Linked DNA regions of Mus musculus: region 2 is linked to region 1. Evidence: chromatin loops called from intact Hi-C (ENCODE). Cell type or tissue: heart. All regions are shown on one strand. Links, peaks and the distances in the headings refer to the core of each region. The heading gives the core; the rest is flanking DNA.

What was found. Peaks named below come from ENCODE experiments on the same cell type or tissue, not always from the same donor. Only the 100,000 strongest peaks of a DNase experiment are listed, where the experiment ranks them.
Region 2: it touches region 1 in a loop (4-fold over the local background); 1 of 42 quality-filtered maps calls a loop at or near these places.

What each region holds. Positions count from the first base shown.
Region 1 is chr4:155,093,490-155,096,386 of GRCm38, forward strand. All of the region lies in intron 6 of Morn1 (MORN repeat containing 1), which reads left to right. Among named protein-coding and RNA genes, the nearest start is that of Morn1, 8.4 kb to the left of the region's middle. In heart, for the core only: a CTCF peak has its summit at 1,159 (motif pointing left); DNase peaks (open chromatin) are centred at 1,242 and 1,952; H3K27ac peaks cover 557 bases.
Region 2 is chr4:155,216,014-155,218,910 of GRCm38, forward strand. The region is part of intron 1 of Ski (ski sarcoma viral oncogene homolog (avian)); the gene reads right to left. Among named protein-coding and RNA genes, the nearest start is that of Ski, 5.1 kb to the right of the region's middle. In heart, for the core only: no CTCF peak of the experiment used is centred there; DNase peaks (open chromatin) are centred at 1,788 and 2,248; H3K4me3 peaks cover 2,059 bases; H3K27ac peaks cover 1,086 bases.

The DNA of each region.
Region 1 (2,897 bases), core at 202-2,701:
GAAGAAACAGATTACAGTCGGGGCTGTCCTGGGACAGGGCTGGGCCTGGTTCCACCACTCCTGGGCTGATGGCAAGCCAACTCCACCAGGAAGTAAGAGCTTAAGGCCCTGGGATTGGCTTCTTGGCAATTCCAGTTGTCACAGGTGAGGCCCTGAACCCCAAGTGTTGCTGCTTGCTTGACAGTGATGTGAGACCTGCTGGGGGGTTCCAGCAGGAAGGAAGGACAGGTTTAGGCCTCTAGACTCCCGAGAGTCAGACTTCCTCAGCCATTTCTTTCTCGTCGTATCATAGTTAACCAGGATGATGCGATCATATTTTTCCAGATTTCTCAAATGGCAGATTGACAACTGGAAGGAGCTGGCCCCTGGAAGCAGGATGAACCCAGCCCAGTTCATGCAGAACTGGGAAGAAGGGTAGCCACAGAGCTACTGGGGGGAGGGGACTCCTGGAGGAAATTGACCAGATGCTGTGACCTCAGAGAACAAAACCCTACTTCTCCTGAGCCTTCAGCTCCCTCTGCCGACTGCTGACACTGTCCACTGACTAGGGAAAAAGGTTCAGGGGGCCTGGCTCCTTAATGGAAATGGAGTGGTGTATGACAACTCCCACAGAACTATAGGGCCACAGAGAACACTGCATGGGTGCCCAGACCTGTATACACAGGATGCCCAGCCCTGAGTGCAGAACAGAAGAGTTATGCTTGGGTAGATCTCAGCCCACGCCTGAGTACGGTCCCTATAGCTGTGATAAAACATCATCACCAAAAGCAGCTTGGGAAGGAGAGGGCTTTTATCACGTTACACTGCCTGGTAAAGGCCCATCACGGGGAAGTCAGGACAGGAACCCGAGATGGGAACCTGGAAGCAGGAACTAAATCAAAGGCCTTGAGAGAACGCTACTTACTAGCTTGTTCCCCAAGGCTTTGTTCAGCTTTCTTACAGCACCCAGTACCACCAGATGAGGGGTGATACTTCCCACAGTGAGCTGGGCCCTCCCACATCAGTCAGCCATCAGCACTGTCTTCAGGTTAACGCTGTGGCAGTATTTTCTCAGCTAGGATTTGCTCTTTGCCAATGATCCTCTCTTGTGTCAAGTTGACATAAAAACTGTCCCATAGGACTGCTCTGGTCAGGGCTGTTGGGGGTCTGTGTGGACACTGCCCCCTGCTGGCCTAGAATCTGCCTCTGAGCTGTGCCTGAGACAGTCTGCATACCATCTGTACCTGCTGTTGTGACCACTCACCATTCTGGCTCCTCCCCGTCTGGGGGCTCATCCTCAGAAGTCCTGCCTTGACAGCCTGTCCAAAGCAGGATCAATTTCCAGGTGCGATGGGAGAGTACAAGGTAATGAGGACCTAAAGGAGTCACTCACTTCCTGTCTGGCCTGCACACAAGGGTCTTGTTTCCAGGGAAGAAGACCAGGGCTGTCAATCACCTCCTACCTACTAGATACTTCCAAACCTTCCGCTCATGGATTCACACGAACTATCCCACACTTCTGTGAAGGGACTGTTTGCCATATTTTATAAATGGGAAAACGGAGGCCCAAACACGGTTTCCCAGTCCAGAAAGGGGCAGAAGAGCTTGTGGCCTCAACACCCAGGCTTGATCCATATACCTGACCCTCTTTCCCTGGGATTTGGGAAAGGCCTTGCCCCAGTGGGTCCCTCCAGAACCCATCACATCAATGAATGAGCTGCCGTTGACAGCCCAGAAAGATAACATCACCACCACCACTTGGGCAGGAAGAATAATGAAAAGTTTTGCCCAGTTCCCGGAGGTGATTCTGTTCCACATGTCCTCAGACATCCAGTAGGGCTTCTTCACTGCTGGCCACTAACCATCCGTGGCTGGGGTTTGGGGCTCTGCCCAGGCCTTCCTTTCTGCAACCTGAAATTTGTGGTGTGCCTCACTTTCATCTGCACCAGCCTACAGAATGTCCACCAGGGGGCAGTCAAGACCTGCTCACCAGCAGCATGCCCAGCCTTGGATCCTTGTTCCAAGTTTGGCTCTAAGGCAGGCAGCAGGGAGGCCTTGAATGCCTAAGCAGTGCACACAAGACTGCCACACAGGCTAAAACTGCTCAGGTTGCCGTGGCTTCTCCTCCTGAAGTCAGAACCTTGAACTCCACAAGACTCACAAAGGTACCTTCCTCAGGAGTAGGGTTGGGGGTTGTGTATCCTTCAGCTCAATTCTCAATAGCCCAGTTCCCAGCATCCTGTGGCTGGACAGCAGGAGCAGTGTCCAGGGGAGGGGACAAATCGGCCTCTGGCTTAGACGTGCTGACTGCACCAGAAAAACAATAGCATGAGCTGAAGCAGCCACAAAGGAGTGACCAAAGGACAGACGCACATTCGGACAGAAAGGCCGCAAACCAGCCACTTTTTTTTTTTTTTTTTTTAATTTTCATGGGAAGGCTAAAGAACTTTCTTCCTGGATCTTTTGGACACTGAACAGAAAAGGTACCCAGGTCCAAGAGGACAGGTGACGCCATCTGGAAATCAGGACTTAGACACCATGGGTATCCACAACTGCCGGCCTAACACAACTCTTACTGACCTGCGCTGCAGAGGCAGCAAGAGGTCTCACTTGCCGCCCAAGTGAGAGAAGGTAACCCTGGGCTGTCACTCAGCCCTCATTAGCCAAGGGAGGCAGAGTTTCCTGAGGCTTGCTTAGCCAATGACCATCTGCACCGAGCTCTCCCACGCATGGGCCACTACCTGCATGGAGTGGGGACATCAGCCAAGGGAGGCTGTGGGGTGGGAACAGTCATCAAATCTGCTTCCTCCGGGCACCACTGTTCTTTATGTTGCCATCAGTCACACACACAAACCAGAAGTGTACCATCTCGTCCTGTTTTAAGTGTCCAGTTTGGTGGCATTAAATGCTTAAATTAC
Region 2 (2,897 bases), core at 274-2,773, 120 kb after region 1:
AGAGAGGGCTGGGAAGAACATCAATGCTCACAGCTCCAGCCAAGGGAAACATTCTAGGGCTTTCCAAGCACTCCAACTGGAAACGGGGTCCAGGTATCCCCCACGACATATGCGCAAGAGCAGCCTTCTTCAGAGCCCTCGACGAGATGGATAAGCAAAGAACTGTACTAAGGACAATCCAACCTTCCCTTCTGCAACCATGGAGATCTGGGCACTGGGGCCTGCCCGCAGTGACTGCTCACTTCCAGTGAATCAGCCTTCCACGCCCACTGCCCAGAGACCCAGCTGTGATCAGCCCCCACTCATTCCCAGAAGCCAGAAACAAAACACACCATGCCACCACAGACAGCTCCCACAGTGCACACAAGAGCCTGGGTGGCTATGGTGTGGCACCTCATCCCCTGTTACTGAAGTCCTGGCATTCTTTCAGGCATCAGAAGCCAAAAAAGTAAAATCAGAGACGCCAAACAGCGCAACAGATCTTGGGTGACTCTGGGCTCTTGCCAAGATCCCTTTATCTGTTTCCACACAAACAGGTCAGTGACTCAAAAGAATGTAGACAAGCATAGCCAAATCTACTCACAGGACACTTGGTCAGTACCAAGTACTGTAACCAGGTGCACATGTCCCTTGAGGGCCACAGGCTTCTGCCCTGACTTTACTATCATTCCACTTCCAAATCTTGGTCCTGTTTCAGGAATAAGAGGATACTGGCAGCTGTGAGTCTAGAACCCAGGGATCTCTAGGCAGTAGCACAGAAGCTTGGGGACAGGGCCTTATGTACAGAGAGAGCAGCTCTGTGAGCAATCTGTACATGTAGTAAGCAATCTGTGAGCTTACTACGTGGTGGCCCTGGTGACAGGGGTGCTTCCAGAGGGTGACCCAGGATAACCTCTCAAAGTACCTCAAAAGGCAGCAAGATCGTCGGAGCACAATCCTTGATCTAGAAAAGGGACCAGAACTCCACGGGGTCACAGGAGAAGGTGGGAGACACTCTTGATGGAGTAGTGTAGACAAGTCAGCATGACAGGATCCATCAGTGGCTACAGTGGCTACTGACCACACAGAGCACCAGGGGCAAAGCACCTCTCAGCCGCCATCTACCTGACACCCAGCTCCACGCTTCCTTTCTCTTCCCTGGCGCCAGGGAGAAGGCAAGAGAGGCTCCCCTCACTGCTCAGCTCTTCTAGATCTCACAGAAGTAACTTAGCTTTGATTCAAAACAAAGAAACTTTTAAAAAACATTTCAGTTGAAACTTGCATAATTCTTCTGAAGGAGAAACCTTGCCTCAACTTTCGCAATCCTTAGAAAGAGACACTGTTGCAGAATCCAGCCCCAGCCATGGCCACCTCGCCTCCTGCCAGACAGCAGGGCAGGCAAACCCCTCAACCGCAGCCTCCTTTCTGGGGCTGCAAAGACAGAGGCTCCGACCTGGGGGGGGTGGGGGGGGGGGATGGAGAGGCTCTGCTCTAGGGCAGGGCTGGGTTCACACTTGGCCCAGACTTCCTCACCCTCTACATCCTGTCTGCCCTTAAACACTTCAGACAGACATTACACAAACCAGCTGCAGGGGAGGTTGAGAAACGGCAGAGAGTCAATGACCTTACTCTTGGAAGCTTCTTGATGACGGGGCCTTCAGTGGGCATCCGGGGACAAAGGTGAGGGCTACTCAATGACCCTGCTTCCTCCAGATGGTGAGGGACCCAAATGGCTCCCAGAGGAGCCCCAGAAGGTATCAAGATTGATGGACAAACAGCCTGAAAGGCTATGCTGTAAGAACGTGGCCCTCTCAGAGGTGGGCTTCCACCAACACTCATTAACCCCTCCACGCACAGCTGGCTATGGTGTCCTAGAGACCACTCCCAAACTGCTGTCCCACTCTCGGAAGACCTACTGGCCTTGGACTGGAACCACCACCTGGCAGCCATCCTAGACCCAGAGAGCACCCTTCTTTCCTGGACCAGGGCCTGACCTCCGGGTCATATTCTTGGCCCACGCATCTGAAGGGGAAAAATCAATACCAACTCTAAGAAAGTTGAACACTCTTCAAAAAGAACCCAGTGAACTAAGTGCAGTTGACCTTTTGAAGAACCACCAAGACCTGCAGGTGTCCAGGAGACAGGGTCCCAGCTTACTGGCACTGTCCTCTCCTAAGGCAATCTTCCTGGAAGGAAAAACCCCAACTGGGCAGTGATACACGACTGTGATCCCACCTCTCGGGAGACAAGGCCCTATCCCAAGAAAACCAAAAGAGCAAATCACAGTCCACTCAGAAGACTCCTGAACCTAGCACACCACACCAGCTCTGCACCCTACAGCCACAGCCATGTCCTAAACACACCCAGGGCTCAGTGCTCCCTAAAAGCTGACCATCTGACTAGGTGTGGAACTAAGAACCGTGCCGTCAGTCCTGCTGTCCCACTCTGAGGAACCCCGACAAGTCTACATTAAGTGGTGTCAGGTGCCAGAACAAAGTCCCGAGAATCCAGGCTTCAGAACAGAGATGCCGTAACCTACAACAACCCAAGTCACTCCACACCAAAGCCCACTTCTCAGACCCACAGGGAGGATCCTGTTCTAGCCAGGAGGAGACCGGAAGGAGACTTCGGTGGCTGGCCTGAAAAGACAGCTGCTAGTAACTACCAATCTTCCTGTGGGACATCAGCCAAGTCCCACAGGTACACAGAGTGGCAGGCAGCTCAAAGGGCCACTGCCCATTTTCCTTTTTATGCAGATACCCTGACTCTGTGGGAAGCCCAACAGCTACCAAGCAAGCCAAGAGTAAGAGAGAACTGTCCAGGAAGCTACTGGATGGAAGGGAAGGTTCTGAGGCGCCCCCTTCCATCTGTGCCCTGCCCCACCACCCAACGAAAAACAGTATCAAGACAGGCTCAAC